3 separate regions of the Mus musculus genome follow, and all the other regions are linked to region 3. A link is a loop called in an ENCODE intact Hi-C map of the cell type or tissue named here. Cell type or tissue: left cerebral cortex. All regions are shown on one strand. Links, peaks and the distances in the headings refer to the core of each region. The heading gives the core; the rest is flanking DNA. Region 1 overlaps Eif2s1 (eukaryotic translation initiation factor 2, subunit 1 alpha). Region 2 holds the start of Rdh11 (retinol dehydrogenase 11). Region 3 overlaps Zfyve26 (zinc finger, FYVE domain containing 26).

Region 1 (6,951 bases), core at 1,839-4,338, 380 kb before region 3:
ATTGCTTCATGTAATACAATTCTATGAGACATTGTTGCATCTATGAGACCCTGTTTGAATTTTTTTTTAAGATTTATTTGTGTCTATGAGCACTCTATTTGTATGTGTGCCTGCACATCAGAAGAGAGCACTAGATAGACGAGAGCAGATCCCACTGTAGATGGTTGTGAGCCACCATGTAGTGGCTGGGCTTCTGGAGGAACAACCAGTGTTCTTAACCACTGAGCCATTTCTCCAACCTAGCGTACACATTTGGAAAGAGAAAAGAACACATAATTAAAATTATACAAGGTCAGAATTTTAACTTTCATGTAGAAATGAGTACTTCATTGTTATGTGTATTGCCCTGTGGGGTATGTTTGTTTTCACAGTTATTAGTAATATTACCTTGAGAGTTCTTGTTTTGTTTTTTTTCTCAGAGACCCATCTATCTTGGATAGTTTAGATTTGAATGAAGATGAAAGAGAAGTACTCATTAATAATATCAATAGGCGTTTGACCCCACAAGCGGTCAAAATTCGAGCAGGTAAATGGCTTCTGAACGACATTAAATATTGTACATGCCTGAGCAAGCTGCTAAGTGATGAGACTTACTAAAACATGTTGCTACATCAACAACTATACGTTTTTCTAAAATTGGTGTTTGTTTGTTTGTTTGGTAATAAACTTTAAGGTGTTTTGGGTTGTTTTTGCAAAGTTGGGGGGAGAGTTATTTGACTGCTTTGGGGTTTTGTTTTGGCTCTTATAATCAAACCAGGGCTTCATACACACTGGATAATTACTGTGCCACAGTCTCATGTCCTTGACCCAAGAAATTACTACTTCTACAAAACCAGATGTATACACAAATGAAATAGTCCTAGAAGGTTAACTAACTGTAATTCAGCCCTTTAATAAGGAAGTATTATTTTGCCTTTGTTTACAATTTAAAATATTTCAACAGGACAGTGGTATCATTCCATGCCTTTGTATTGATCCTATGCTAATTGTCTGGACATTCTTCCTGTACAGATAACTAAGGCAAAGTCAAGTAACCCTTTCACAGGAGTCACATATCCGATATCTACATTAAAATTCACAACAGCAACATTACAGTTAAATGAAGTTGCAATGAAATAATTTTATGGTTGGGGTCACCACATGAGGAACCTGTATTAAAGGGTCCCAGCATTAGGAAGGTTGAAAACCAGGGGTCTAAGAGGTAGAGGTTTATAAACAGGGTGGACCATATTCTTAGCATTTGGGAAGCCCTGGGGTCTCTCCCCAGCTAGCACCAGCCCCCAGTAAAGATGCATAGATGTTAACATTTCCTCTTCAAGAACAGACGTTATCAAATTTTCTTAATTACAAGAATATATACTTAACATCTATACAGGTATTCTAAAAGATCTGCTGGGTCAGTACTGACAGGATGGCTCAGCAAGTAAAGCCACTCGCTACTAGGCCTAAATACCTGAGTTCAAACCCAGGGCCTACATGGTGGAAAGACCAAGTTGCTGAACCAAAGGGTGTGCAGTTTCTAAATACTTCTAGACAATTTGGTGTCACAGTGTATCTTTCCTTGGTGTCATTTCTGGTTTTTTAATTTTTGTAATTTTAGATATTGAAGTAGCTTGCTATGGTTATGAAGGCATTGATGCTGTAAAAGAAGCCCTGAGGGCAGGTTTGAATTGTTCTACAGAAACCATGCCCATCAAGGTAAGTTGCGTGTTTTCAGATACTTGTGGTCAAACTGTGTGTTAGCAGTTGAGCCCAGGGCCACTAAGTCATGGTTCTAATCTTTTCCCCTTTTGGCTGGTCATGTTGGGTAGAAAAGTACAGCTCCATGATAAAGTGCATACCTGGCATGTTCAGTGCCCAGAGGGTTGGGGTCCGAAAATCTAAAACAACCCAAGCAGTCACAAGAGTCCAGCAAAGTGAGATCTTTATTTGACCTAGGTAACAAAAACTGACCGGTCAGGAGCTGACTGTGTCCTTGAACATTCATCTCAGTGAGTATTTAAGTAGATGAAAAAATGTATTGGACTCAGACCACCACTGATCAGGGCCACAGAACAGACTTGGGAGGTAAACCCACGACCCCTGAACCAGAATGTCATAGAATTTTTAAGCTTCAAAACCACAAACATCTATCTATGCCAGGTTATCCCTCCATCCAGGGTTTAGGGATAAGGGACTTCCTTAGGAATGTGTTTTCGTGGTACACTTACCCTGTTCTAATATGTTGGGTTGTTCAACTGTGGTGGGGCAACTTACCTAGCATTCATGCCTCAGCTTGACGAACAAGATGTTAGTTTCCCACATACATGTCTTTCTGCCAAGCAGGACATCAGTTTCCCAGGGAGGTCTTAAGGACTTAAACTTTATTTAACCCCTATTCAAAATGGAAGTTTTATTCAATATCACGCCATTCTAGTTCCTTCTTATAATAGTTTTCTAAAAACAAAACAAAAGTATCATGGAGATTGAAGAGCCAACACAGGGGGCTAAAAGCTATTACTCTTGCAGAAGATCTGAGTTCGGTGTCATGTCGTTTTTAGTTGATATTTCTGGGGGGTTATTTGCAGTTAATGGCTTTTCGTTGGCGCTCCCATCATAGTGAATATAGAGGGTTTCTATTATTAGTGGACCAGCAATATTAAATCTTCTTTACAGTAAGAAGTTACAGTGCCCAAAATGCTTGTAGTGCCTTGGGAGGCAACATTTTTTTTTTAACAACGTACATTCAACTGGATGGTTGTTACTCAAAGTTTCTTGGAAGGATTTTTCTATCAATTTAGAGATAATTCACCTTTTTCGTTTTTATGATTTATTTATAGCCAGGCATGGTGACACATGCCTTTAATCCCAGCATTGGGGAAGCAGAGGCAGGCAGGTCTCTGTGAACTCAAGGACAGATTGGCCTACCTAGTGAAAGGGTCTCCTTTATGTGTGTGTTTGCCTGTATATGTACCATGTCCATGCCTGGTGCCCACAGAGACCAGAAGAGAGTGTCAGATCCTCTAAAACTGAAGTTACAGATGGTTGTGAGTCACTGTGTGGATGTTGAGAACCAAACTAGCATCCTCTGCAAAAGCAACAAATGTTCTTAACCACGGAGCCATCTTCCCAACCTCAGTTACCCATTATTCTGATGACAACCACCAGAAGCACCCAATAGTTATAATTCTTCATATTCAGTGTTGCAGTGAGCTGTATATATGTACTAGATGAGATCACTGCATCAGTGGTCTGACTACATGTGATGGTTAGTGTTGGTTTACAACTTGACAGACTTAGAATTCTCCTGGGTATGTCTGTGCAAGATCATCTTAATTATGTTATTGAGGTACACTGACCCACCCACTATGAAGGACACCATTCTCTGAATGGATCCTTAACTGTAGAAATGGAGAGGGAACTGAATAGATTGAATGCATGCATTCATTTCTGTCTTCTGACTTTGGACATAATGTGACTGACTAACTCCCACTGCCTTGACTTTATGCCATGATGAGCTATGCTTTGAATTGTGAGCTAAAATAAATCCTTCCTCCTGTAAATTGCTTTTGTTAGAGTATTTCATCACCTCAATGAGAAAAAATCCTAAGGGAATGTATTAATAAACTGGTCTAGAGACCTGGGAGGCAGGTCAAGATGATTTCTTCATGTAGCAAATTAACAAAGCAATTTTTTAATATCCTGGGTAAGTATAATCATAACTTCATTTTTGTCTTTCTCCTTTAGATTAATCTAATAGCTCCACCCAGGTATGTGATGACAACAACGACCCTGGAGAGGACAGAAGGCCTGTCTGTCCTCAATCAGGCTATGGCAGTTATCAAAGAGAAGATCGAGGAGAAGAGGGGCGTCTTCAATGTTCAGATGGAGGTGAGATCAGGATCTTACTTTTTATTTTGTTTTTAATGCTTTTGCTTTGTTTTTTGCTTTTGATACAGGATTCCATGTAGTCAGGGCTAGTTTTCAGCTCACTTTGTAGTCAAGGCTAGCCTTGAACTGCCTGATGACTGCCTATCTACTTAACTTCATTTTTTTTTTTTAGTATGTATGCCCAGGTACACTGACCCCTGGGTGCACATATGAAGGTCAGATTAGTGTTGGATATCCTTTATCTTGTTTTCTTGAGACTCCCTGAACCTAGAGCTGAAGATGCCCCTGTCATCACTCCTACCTCTAGGTCACAGGTACATTCCACTATGTCCAGCTTTACCTATGGCTGGTGGTAGGGCTTATGCAGAAATTACTTCACCTTTTCAACTTCTTAGTGCTTTTGAAAATGTCAGATAGGGTGCCAGCAAAAAATGGCTCAGTAGTAAAGGCCCTGGCTGCCAAACATGGTGACTTAGAATCTGGTGTCCAGGACCTTTATGTTAGAGAAAATGACTCCTAAAATTTGAAAAGCACACCGTGGCAATGCATTCCCACACACACAAGTATTGTCGTTTGGATGTGATTGAGTTGGATGTGATGGTTTGTGCCGATTGTCTCTGCACTTGGGAAACTGAGACCAGAATGATTGCCTGAAGTTCAGAGGCTGCCTTATCAGCATATCAAAGCTACCTGCCCAGTCACATATAGTTGGGAATAAAAAATTTGAGTAATTGTTTGTACAGAATATTTCTAAAAAGGGTTTTGTCTGTAATAAAACACTGTTAGCACTGGAATGCCATATGGGATAGACATTTGTGCTAGTGCTGGGGTTTTCCCCTCATGGAGAAAAATTTGCTGGGCATAGTATGACACAAACCTATAATTTCAGCATTGGGAGGCAGAGGCAGAAGTACTGGCTTGTTATTTACATAGGGAATCCTGTTTCAAACATAAAATAATCTGTCTTTCTCTCAATATGAACAAGACCTAATTTCCATATGCTGTATATCTGTGTGTATAGATGTTTCGATCTCTGAGGAAGGATAATAATTTATCTGGAGCCCAAAATATTCATTTTAAAAAAAAACAAAAAAACAACAGGCCATTTGGTGGTCTTCTGCTGTGATCAGTGAACTCGTTTTCAGTTGAGCTTATTAAAATGGCAGGAAGTATTATTCCACTGTAGTGTATACTGCTTCCTTGGATGGTCTTGAATTTTCTTAACTTTCAGCTGATAGAACTTATTCAGTGGTGAGTCAGCACAGGTATGACTGAATTTTGTTAGAAATGAATTTTTTGTTGTTAAATTTTAAACATTGGTCAGTAATACTATTGAAGTCAAATCTACTCTGCTGTTTACTTTATTTTGAAATTGTGCCTCTTCCACAGCCCAAAGTGGTCACAGATACAGATGAGACTGAACTTGCAAGGCAGCTGGAACGGCTGGAGAGAGAAAATGCAGAAGTGGATGGAGATGATGATGCAGAAGAAATGGAAGCCAAAGCTGAAGATTAACGTTTTGGCAAACAGTCCAATTTAAGGAGTACGAAGCAGCCCTTCCTGGCTGTCAACCCTAGACTTGAGAGTTTTCCAGTATTGAAAACTTCAAAGCTGAATATTTTTATTTCCAAGTATTTAAGTATTCAACAAGCCAGAATCTAAATGCCCTCCTTCATGTCAGCTGTTTCCACATAGTGGCTCTAACACCTCAAGCATTTTTCAAGGGAGTGGCTTGATTTGACCAGAGACAAATCTTAAACAGCAGTCCTAATATTGGGCCTACAGTTTCCATTTCTCATGTCTCTGGAATGGCACCCTTATGGTTCAGAGATTTACCAGGGACTCCAAACACAAACAATCCCAATCTTTCTATATAAAATGTATTCAAGCAAACATCAAATAAATTTCTGGGATATTTAATTGTAGGCTTCTTCCTTCTTGTCACAAGTTAAAGCCAATCTGAATGCTCAGATCCTAATTATCTTCATATGGTAGAACTCAATGGGCAAGTAACTAAATGACTTATGCAGGAACAGACTCTCCAAAGGAATGTTAGAGAAGAAATTAGGAATTTGACCCCTGGTAGAGAAAAACCTTGAAATCAATTAAAGATTTATGTGCCTGTTAACTTACTTGAAAGCAGTGATAACTTGTGTGAGAAGTCATCACACTCAGTCCCTTTGGTTTATTCTAAGCTACTTACCTTGAATTCATAATTCAAGGGGTATTTTAATGTGCTGCTGCTTTGATGGAGTTATTTTGAGCAGCATCACCCATCTGAAGGGGACAGTTTCCTCTATCTGGTAGGTGCTACCTAATTCTTGAGTTGTGTGTATGTGTGTGTGTGTGTGTATATATACATACATGGTTTTATATATATATAAACCACACATGATGTGATTTAACAAAATTTTTAATCCCATTTTTACCTTCTCAAACTAGCTACTTTAAAGGTTAATGTGCAAAATAATTTTTTCAAATAACACAAAGTTACAGCTACAATATCACATGTAGAAAGTCTTCATTTAGTTTGGCATGCTTATCTTAGGATATGTATACTATTTATTATCTGTAAGCAAACTTGAAACTAAGTCAGTCCAGGACTAGACATCATGGGAAGAGTTCTAGAGTTGGGTACAGAAGCACATGCTGATGGCTCCAGTACTTGGAAAGTTGAGGAGGGAAAATTCCTTGAGCCAAGAGTTGCTGATCAGCCTGGACAACCACTGCAAGACTCTGTATCAAAAGGATTGGAAATTAGAATGTTGAGAGATGTTTTATGCCATTTATGAAAGTTCTTTTGTTTAATCTACTGGTCTAACCTTGTGTGACCCATTTCCGAGGAGCCATGCTTGCTAGTCTGCATACCATGTTGCTAGTATTTAGGGACTCTGAATGTACTCCAGATTGGCTGACTACAGCAGTGGTTCTCAACCTTCCTAATGCTGGGACCTGTCGATACAGGTCTTCACATTGAGGTGACCCCCCAACCATAAAGTTATTTTTGTTACCACTTCATAACTTTAATTTTGCTACTATTATGAATCATAATATAAATATCTGGTTTTTGATGGTCTAGAA
Region 2 (6,951 bases), core at 1,754-4,253, 67 kb before region 3:
AAAAGAAACCCAAGTTTTTACCTGAGTACAAGGCCCATGTGTGCCTACTTATGGGAGCTGTAAGTATTCAGAGAGGAGAGGGGAAAAATGAAAGTAGCCACCAGAGAGAGAAGAAAAAGCAAAAAGAGTGGGAAGTAGGTCTTGGAAGAAAAAATGTTGGTCATGGTAAGAAATGACAGAAGGATGGCACAGCCTCAGCTCCAATAGGAACTATGGCCACGCCCAGAAAGAAGGTGGCGTTTATTACTGGTCCACCGTCACTCCTGGTGACTTACTCAGAACCAATCAGTGGACTGCCCCTTGTGGTAGCCTGCCGCTGATTCTCAGGTGATTACACACACCTCCAGGTTTGGGCTGACCTGACACTTAATTAAGAAACCATCCTTTGACCACGTGGTTCTTCTCCTGGCTCCTAGTAATCTAATTAGGGCAAACAAGCACGTGTTCCTACTCCGAAGGACAATGAATCTTCCCCTTCAGTTGTCACAAACACCTAAACAAGTGAATAACGGCAACAAGGAAGCATGCCCCAGATAACATTGGCATCGGGTTCAGAGAGCAAAAAGTGCAACCCTCCTGTAGTACCTCAAGGGCTGGAGACAAATAGTTAGACAAAGGCTGGTTCAAAGCTTGGGAGTGGAGAAAACAGTTAGAATCTAAAGCCCGCCATACTCAGCGGCTTCCCGAAGCTAGAGAGCAAATAGTGCTAGAGGAAATAAGGTAGGCCAGAAAGAGCAATACAGGATGATGGAGACCTGGAGCGCTTTTACGACCACCTGGGGTCTGACGTCTGGCCGTGCCCACATCCAGGGCACCAGGATCTCGCCTACAGTCCAGTAAACTCCAGATCTTTGCTACCTTAAAGGGCTTCTCAGTCCTTTCCTAGTCTTTCTTTACGGGGGCTAGGGAGAGGGCTTCAGTAGGGATTTTTTATCTTCTCTAAAAGACCTGGCAAGAAAAAGCAACATTCGCACAGACCTGATTTTTGGCGTGACCAAGTACAGGATGAAGGGAAGAGAGAGCAGAAGCAGGAATCCGAACATCTCAGCACCACCGAAGCGCAGTTGAAGTTGATGCTCTAAAGAGGACAGCGGGACTTATGGCTTCTGATCCTAGACACACCCCGGTTCAACTGCAACCGCCAGGGAGCAAAGCCCTCTGGGAAATGTAGTCCTGGATTTGGCGGCCGCCTGGCGGTGATACATTCAGAGTATACTTCCAAGCACTATGAAAAGTTGAATAACACAACCGTGGAGCAATGGTCTTCAGTGGTCCAGGGCCTAGGCCTGTGGGATCGTTGAGCCAGCCCTTCTACCACTCCTCTGGCCACTAATTGACTCTTTGGAAGTCTCGCGGGTTTGCTATCTCCTGGAGCCCAAGTCCAGTGTTTGGTTCAATTTTCCCCAATCATTATTAGGAAATTACATTTTGTCTGGGAGACAGCGTCTGGAAAGTATTCTGAGGTTAATTACAAAGGGCAGGAGCCGTTAGTCGGACAGTTGGTGTGGCGGAAGATGTCCTTCCTCAGAGATGACCTTTGCCCTATGGGGCAAAGCAAGTTAAGACCTCCTAGAGAGTCACGGTTGTGTGTACTTCGATCTATGATAGTATCCTTCATAATTTCCCAAGCCCTTGGTTGTTATTTGATAATAAAATAGTTTCTTGGATGACTATATCATGTATTACTCTTCAAGGAAACAATGCATTTCTCAGATTGGCACAGTTGGTTTTATCACTTTGTCAAAGAGTTTAATCCCGTCTTGAACTAAGGCCAGGAACATTTCTTTGGGAAAAGGCAAACTCCCTGTTCAAACTTTTCTTTCCTTTGAGGTGTACCTCATGGGGATAAACATGAGTTATCATGTTTAACAAGTTTTAAAAGTCATTGTCTGTGGTTTCCCACCTTCACTATTCAGTTTCTGGTTCATTTGCATAATTAATTTCCATTCATTGGAAGATACCTGTTCCACAGTCAAGTTGGAGCCATATACTGTATAGCACCTGGGAAGAAGACATATTCTTACAGATTTAGTATTGGATTATCTAGTAATCATCAGCATTTAACGCTTTCTTAGTGTCTAGTATGTAGAGAGCAGCTCACAGCTCAAAGAAAAAAGTCTTTTACGTATTCTGTTTCTTATTCATTTTATACATGTTTAACAGTATTTCTACAATAAACTGGTGTAGTCTCTGAGAGGTGACACAGACAGCTGTGAAGTACTGCTTCAGGAGTTGTCAAAGCTGCAGCTTTCTCCTTCCTGCTTCAACCTTCAGCCTTCTTGAGACAACTCTTTGGGGATCAGTGAGAAAGAAAAGAGAGAGGGGGTGGTGGGGAAGAATTATAAACACACACACATACATTCACACATGTGACAGATAGAGCAAGGCTCCAACCATTTTTCATACATACATACATACAGACAGACAGACAGACAGACAGATATATACTTACTTATATACATATACACATATACATATACATATACAGACAGACAGACATATATTTATATACACATTCACATACACATATACATATACATACAGGCAGGCCCACACCCAGATAACTTTCTAGTAGCATATTGATGACTTGCTCATAGCTGCCCCAGATGAAGAAACTTGCTGTTTGGCAACTTATGCCTTGCTCAGAGAGTTAGACCAGATGAGATATCAAATGTCTGTGAGGAAAGTGCAGCTCTGCCAAAATGATGTAACATACCTTGGGGAAAAACCAAGGCGGGGGGGGGGGGTGGACAGGCAACATCTGCTATCCCAGGCTAGCAAAGGAACGATTCTCAACATTTCAGTCCCCAAGACCTGGTATCAAATTTGTGAGTTCCTGCAGTCTCTGAGTACCAGGATTCACAGAGATTGCAAAGCCTTTCTACGAGGCCACTAGGGGGCAGGAGAGTGTCTTAAACTGGACTCCCCAAATGGACAAAGCTTTTCAGTCTCAAGGAATGAACTACTTGAAGCCCCAGCACTTGCCCTGCCAGACAGCTACAAGCCTTTCAACTTGTATGTAGATGAAAACAAAGGCATAGCCAAAGGGTATTGATCAGACCCTGGGTCCTTGGAAGAGACCAGGTGCCTATCTGCCTAAGAAGTTGGACCCTGTCTCACGAGGCTTGGCCAGCTTACCTACGTATTGTGGCAGCTGCTGTTTTGCTGGTCAAGGACACAGATAAAACCACCTTGTGGCTGACGTCATTTTTCTTCACCTACAATCCATAACCTGGGCACTACTCCTCTGGCTTTGCCACATAAAACTCCTGGTGCTCCCAGTCAGAATGGCTAAGATCAAAAATTCAGGTGACAGCAGATGCTGGCAAGGATGTGGAGAAAGAGGAACACTCCTCCATTGTTGGTGGGATTGCAAGCTTGTACAACCACTCTGGAAATCAGTCTGGCGGTTCCTCAGAAAATTGGACATAGTACTACCGGAGGATCCCGCAATACCTCTCCTGGGCATATATCCAGAAGATGTCCCAACCGGTAAGAAGGACACATACTCCACTATGTTCATAGCAGCCTTATTTATAATAGCCAGAAGCTGGAAAGAACCCAGATGCCCCTCAACAGAGGAATGGATACAAAAAAAAAATGTGGTACATTTACACAATGGAGTACTACTCAGCTATTAAAAAGAATGAATTTATGAAATTCCTAGGCAAATGGATGGACCTGGAGGGCATCATCCTGAGTGAGGTAACACAATCACAAAAGAACTCAAATGATATGTACTCAATGATAAGTGGATATTAGCCCAGAAACTTAGTATACCCGAGATATAAGATACAATTTGCAAAACACATGAAACTGAAGAAGAATGAAGACCAAAGTGTGGACACTTTGCCCCTTCTTAGAATTGGAAACAATCACCCATGGAAGGAGTTACAGAGACAAAGTTTGGAGCTGAGACAAAAGAATGGACCATCTAGAGACTGCCATATCCAGGGATCCATCCCATAATTAGCCTCCAAACGATGACACCATTGCATACATTAGCAAGCGTTGGCTGAAAGGACCCTGATATAGCTGTCTCTTGTGAGACTAGGCCGGGGCCTAGCAAACACATAAGTGGATGCTCACAGTCAGCTATTGGATGGAGCACAGGGCCCCCAATGGAGGAGCTAGAGAAAGTATCCAAGGAGCTAAAGAGATCTGCAACCCTGTAGGTGCAACAACATTATGAACTAACCAGTACCCCGGAGCTCTTGACTCTAGCTGCATATGTATCAAAAGATGGCCTAGTCGGCCATCACTGGAAAGAGAGGCCCATTGGTCAGGCAAACTTTATATGCCCCAGTACAGGGGAACGCCAGGGCCAAAAAGGGGGAGTGGGTGGGTAGGGGAGTGGGGGGGAGGGTATGGGGGACTTTTGGGATAGCATTCTAAATGTAATTGAGGAAAATATGTAATAAAAAATATTTAAAAAAAAACAAAAACACAAATACACACACAGATACAAACGCGCACACACAGACACTTTCATTATACATACATATATATGTATGTATAATGAAATTAATAAAGAAAAATTAACATTAAAAAAAAACTCCTGGTGCTCAAGAGGTCAGAAGAGACCACTGGCTTCCCTAGAACTGGAATTGCTGAGGGTCATGAGCCACCATGTGGGTGTTGAGAACTAAACCCAGGTCCTGTGCAAGAGCAACAAATGCTCGTAGCCACTGAACCATTTCTTCAGCTCTAATTCTTTTCATTCTTATTAAGTGTAAGCCGATACTATAATTTTTTCCTATTTTACAAACAAGGCAACTAAAGCTCAGCTGAGACATTAAGTTATTTAGCCAAAGAATGATTAGCAGAACTTGAGTTCAGACTTCTACAGAGGATGTCTTGGGCTTCCATCCTTAACATTCAACCATACTGCCAAAAGATGAATCGGGAAGCTTTCTCCCCATACATATACATAATTTTCATATCCATGTGATATTAGCATATAATTTTAGGTGACTTGATATCCTTATCGGTAAGACCTAAAAACTATTAACTAAAGGGCTGGGGAAAGGGCTCAGCAGTTACAAGTACTCTTCACTCTTCCAGTAGACATGGGTTCGGTTCCCAGCATCCACATGATCGTCACAACCATCTGTGACTCCAGGTCCAGGGGATGCAGTGTCCTATTCTGGCCTCTTCAGGTGGTCAGGCACACACACATGATACACAGACATGCATGCAGGCAAAACACCCATTTGCATAATATAAGAATTAAAAAGTAAGAACATTGGTTAAACTAAGAGCAGTGGCACACTCCTTTAACCCCAGCACCCCAGAGACAGAGGCAGACTGATATCCATGAACTGCAGGGCAGCCTGGTCTAAATGAGGCCCAGGACAGTCAGGGCTACAGAGAAACTTGTCTTAAACCCTGCCCTCATCAATAGCAACAATAGTAATAATAAGGCGGGTGGGTTCCTTAGAGCAGCTGCTTCACAGGGAAGCTGGAGCATCACCAGTGGGAGAGATGTTGAGAAAGGCCAGAGAAGGTGGATATGTATCAGATTTAATAAGGAAAGAGCTTATTTTTAAATTTTTAATTAAAACTTTAAAATGTGTAGGAATATTTTGTCTGAATGTATATCTGTGTATCATAGCATGCCTGGTGCCCATGGAGGCCAAAAGAGGCCATTAGATCCCTTAGAACTGGAGGCTCAAATGGTCGTGAGCTACCATGTAGGTGTTGGAAATCAAAGCCATCTCTCCAGGACACAAAGACAAATATTTTAAATGACCAAGTGATTTGAACAAATGTAACCAAAACACTAAACACTGCTTACTACTGTCAGACATTAGGGAAATTTAATTAAAACCACAATAAATATCACTACACTCCTACAAAGAATGGCTAGTGTCAAAAGGCTGACCACATCTATATAGTTTAAGGCTGTTGGCCCTTTGGCTGGGGAAGTCTCTCAGCTAACCTCTAACTTCTCGGCCACTGCTTCCCTTCATATGGCTCTCCCTGCTCTCCCTCTCTGCTCCATCCTCTATCCTGTCATTCTGCCCCAGCCCCAGCTGCCACCTCTTTATCCTACAAAAAGCCTCATTCCTTTCTTATATGAAAAAGCTGTTAGCATAGTGGGAGATGTTCCACAGATCACCCATTCTGCCCAGTTTACATCTTAGTGTCGACTTTTGGGCAGATTGAGGGCAATGTGATCTTCTGGGACCTTCCAGACAGCAGCTTGTTTTTTTCGAGACAGAGTTTCTCTGTATAGCCCTGGCTGTCCTGGAACTCACTCTGTAGACCAGGCTGGCCTCGAACTCAGAAATCCGCCTGCCTCTGCCTCCCGAGTGCTGGGATTAAAGGCGTGCGCCACCACGCCTGGTTTAGCAGCTTGCTTTTTAACAGGCTAATCTCTTTTGGGGCAAGTGAGGAATTGACAAGCATTCACATATAGAAAGCAGTTAATGCTCCATAGAGATGACAATACCAAGTATCCTGCCAGCACTTGGGCTCAGCAATTAACACTAGAAAATACAGTGGCACGCCTACAGTGCCATTTGATACAATTTGTGTGTGGGCGTGAGTCATCCTAACACACCAGTACTGATAAGAGTACAGTACAACACAGAAAAGGTTGCTTCCAGAGGGAAAGTCGTATTAGACCTCAGTGTTACAGCCACTGAGACAATTTTGTTGCACAAGTAAATAATGCCACACCTATACTCATGTGTGTAACCTTACGCATACAGTAGACCGCTTCCCCCCCAATGACATAAAACTGGGGAAGGTGGAAGGGTTCAGTGGAAGAGGGAGAGCAACATGAGAGGATAGTATGGGCAGGAATATGGTCAAATTGCATATATGTGTGCATGAAATTGTGGAAGAATAAACAATAATTTTAAAAAGGAAGAAGATTTTTTTAAAAAATTATAGTATGAGCATTTTCCCACAATTAAAAAATTAGAAGAAAAAATGAATGAGTGA
Region 3 (2,500 bases), core at 1-2,500:
CAACAACAACAACAAACACAAAAAAGAAAGAAAGAAAGAAAGAAAGAAAGAAAGAAAGAAAGAAAGGAAGGAAGGAAGGAAGGAAGGAAGGAAGGAAGGAAGGAAGGATGGATGCTGAGCGAGCCAGGAAGCAAGCTGGTAAGCAGCGTTTCTCTGCTTCAATTCTTGCCCTAATGTCCCTTAGTGATGACCTGCTACCTGCAAATGTTCAATAAAATAAACCCTTTCCTTCCCAAGCTGCATTTGGTCAGTATTTTATCACAGTATCAGAGAAGCAAACTAAGAGATTCAAAACCCATGTTTCTACTGCTTTTACAGCTACATACGGCATGTGTGGACTGGAGAACTTTTGAGTCATCCAACATTAGGTTCTCAGTAGAGGTTGTTTAAGGTGACATTCTTGTCTCAGCTCTCACATGGTGGTGATGAGGGTATGGAAATGGTAGGGGGCAGGTCAGGGCTGGGCGAGGACTCTGGTTCCACACTGATGGACAGACTTAGAATTCCACTGTGAGTAACTGTTAATGAGTTACTTCTGGGCCTCTTTCTCCTTTGTAAGATAAAGAACACAGAATCTGCTAGGATGAGTTACTTTGTCAGATTTTAATAAGATAAAGTATATAAGGAGTGTGACTGTGGTGTGTGTGTGTGTGTGTGTGTGTGTGTGTACACAAATGCCCATAGCATATAGCTTCCTTCTCTGGGAGCAACAGCTCAGGGTTCACTGATGCGCTGTCTGCAGAGTCGTTTATAGGCACACTGTTATAGATGATGAGAGTCAGCTATAGGATGAATCTACTGGGAAGTAAGAAGCTTGGAATAAATTATGAAAAAAAAAGAGTTTCTTAAGTGGAAATGAAGAGTGAGCGAGAGAACGAGAAAGTCAGAAGAGCGGTTCTCACCAGGAGCAGCAGCCGCGGAGAACTCAGCTGACGATGACCTAGACAGGGTCTCTGAGTCTGAAGCTTGGTGGACAGGCTCCTGGAGGTGAATCATGGAATCTGCTGAGAGAGACAAAGAGCTGACGAAACACTGCTCTACCACAAGCATCTTTATTAAGCTACATGCTTAGCAGGAACATCTGCTGGTTTTGTTGATTATTGTAACATGATTATATTAAATTATAAAACAATGGTAAAAAAAAAAACCCAACCCTGTAAGCCCAAGGTGTATGCCTCTTCCTCAAATTAAACAGAAAAAAAAAAAAAACCAACAACAACAAAAACAAGTCATGTTTAAGGCACATGAGACAGTGGAGCAGATTTCTCAAAATAAATCTAAAAATGCCAAGCGAGAAGCAGAAGAAGCTTAAATGGTGCCCCCTGGAGGCCGGGAGCTGGCCGGGAGCATCCACACTGGTTTCTTTTCTTCATTCTAGAAGTTGGATCAGCTCACATACAACTGATGTCTGACATGACCCTGGAAATGAAGTGTGTCCCCCATAAAAACGATAGCACTTATGAATCCACTGTCAAGGCCAGGCGTCTGGCTTCCCACACCTTTGTGCTATCAGACATGTAGCATCTGGCCCTTCTCCTAAGATCCAGATCTTTCCTAAGTACCAAACAGCTGTATCGCCCGAGGATCCCTTTAGTTAGTAGGGAGAGGAGATGGAATCCAAGAGCAATATGGCATTTCTTCTTCCGTGTACAACTGCTGTCTAGCATGCTGTCAGTCACCTGATCGTTTCTCTCTCAGAGGGTATGGGAGGTCCAGGGCTTTCCCTGCGTATCTGGAAAGCAACGAGTCAACTTCGTCGAGGGTGAAGCCGATGTCTTGCCCAGCCAGCAGCTGGTGCAGAGTTTGCACAGCCGTGGTGGCCCAATCCACCTTCATGTTCATCAGCAGTTGCTCTAACATGAGCAGAGGGCTGGAGGACAAACGGGCATAGCTGGCCCGGTGCTGTTCAGGCAGGGTCAGAAGAACCTGTTTACAGGGTAGTGCAGAGAAAATAGCACATAAACCTCAGGAGACTCTCGCTATTCTCGCAGGGAAGTGACAGGGTTAAAGCACTACTGCATTTGGGAAGCAAGGCTGAACTTCTAAGTCCTCTGGGTGGCAAATGAGAAGTGTCCTAAGGGCCTTTACACAGACAAGAGGTTGCTAATCTTTTTCTGTAAGAGGCAAGAGAGTATATATTTTAGAGTTTAGGACTTAAAACCCACTCATGGGTACTCATTTGCCGATGTAGCACGAAGGCCAGCACAGGAAAATATATAAATGAATTAATGGATGAATATGACCTGTTCCAATACAACCTGTTTTTCAGAAATAGGCTGAGGGCTAGCTCTGAGCTACAGGCAGCAACTAGTGGTCACCCTGGCCTAGCCCCTCCAGGCATGGTTGAGTGTTGCCTAACCCCAGATGCTATCTATTCTATGTGAAGTTTTGGTTAGAATGGACAATACAAAGTGATGCTGGCAGCTCCAGTGTCCTAGTCATAAAAAGATGGATCTAAATGCCCTTTAGTGGTCAGGATCACTAACGAGGCACTAGTCCT

The links. Peaks named below come from ENCODE experiments on the same cell type or tissue, not always from the same donor. Only the 100,000 strongest peaks of a DNase experiment are listed, where the experiment ranks them.
Region 1: a loop joins it to region 3, with 2.3 times the contacts of the local background. A loop is called at or near these places in 3 of 42 quality-filtered maps.
Region 2: it touches region 3 in a loop (7-fold over the local background); 18 of 42 quality-filtered maps call a loop at or near these places.

The regions. Positions count from the first base shown.
Region 1 is chr12:78,879,532-78,886,482 of GRCm38, forward strand. Eif2s1 (eukaryotic translation initiation factor 2, subunit 1 alpha) reads left to right here. Exons shown (of 8, transcript NM_026114.3): 5 at 420-526; 6 at 1,601-1,698; 7 at 3,727-3,870; 8 at 5,260-6,951. The coding sequence ends at 5,385. Among named protein-coding and RNA genes, the nearest start is that of Eif2s1, 21 kb to the left of the region's middle. In left cerebral cortex, for the core only: no CTCF peak of the experiment used is centred there; a DNase peak (open chromatin) is centred at 3,026.
Region 2 is chr12:79,190,748-79,197,698 of GRCm38, forward strand. It overlaps Rdh11 (retinol dehydrogenase 11), which reads right to left and starts at 1,108. Exons shown (of 7, transcript NM_021557.6): 1 at 979-1,108. The coding sequence starts at 1,043. In left cerebral cortex, for the core only: a CTCF peak has its summit at 2,898 (motif pointing right); a DNase peak (open chromatin) is centred at 2,909.
Region 3 is chr12:79,259,899-79,262,398 of GRCm38, forward strand. Zfyve26 (zinc finger, FYVE domain containing 26) reads right to left here. Exons shown (of 42, transcript NM_001008550.1): 26 at 1,680-1,926; 27 at 903-1,001. Among named protein-coding and RNA genes, the nearest start is that of Zfyve26, 35 kb to the right of the region's middle. In left cerebral cortex, for the core only: a CTCF peak has its summit at 1,319 (motif pointing left); a DNase peak (open chromatin) is centred at 1,332.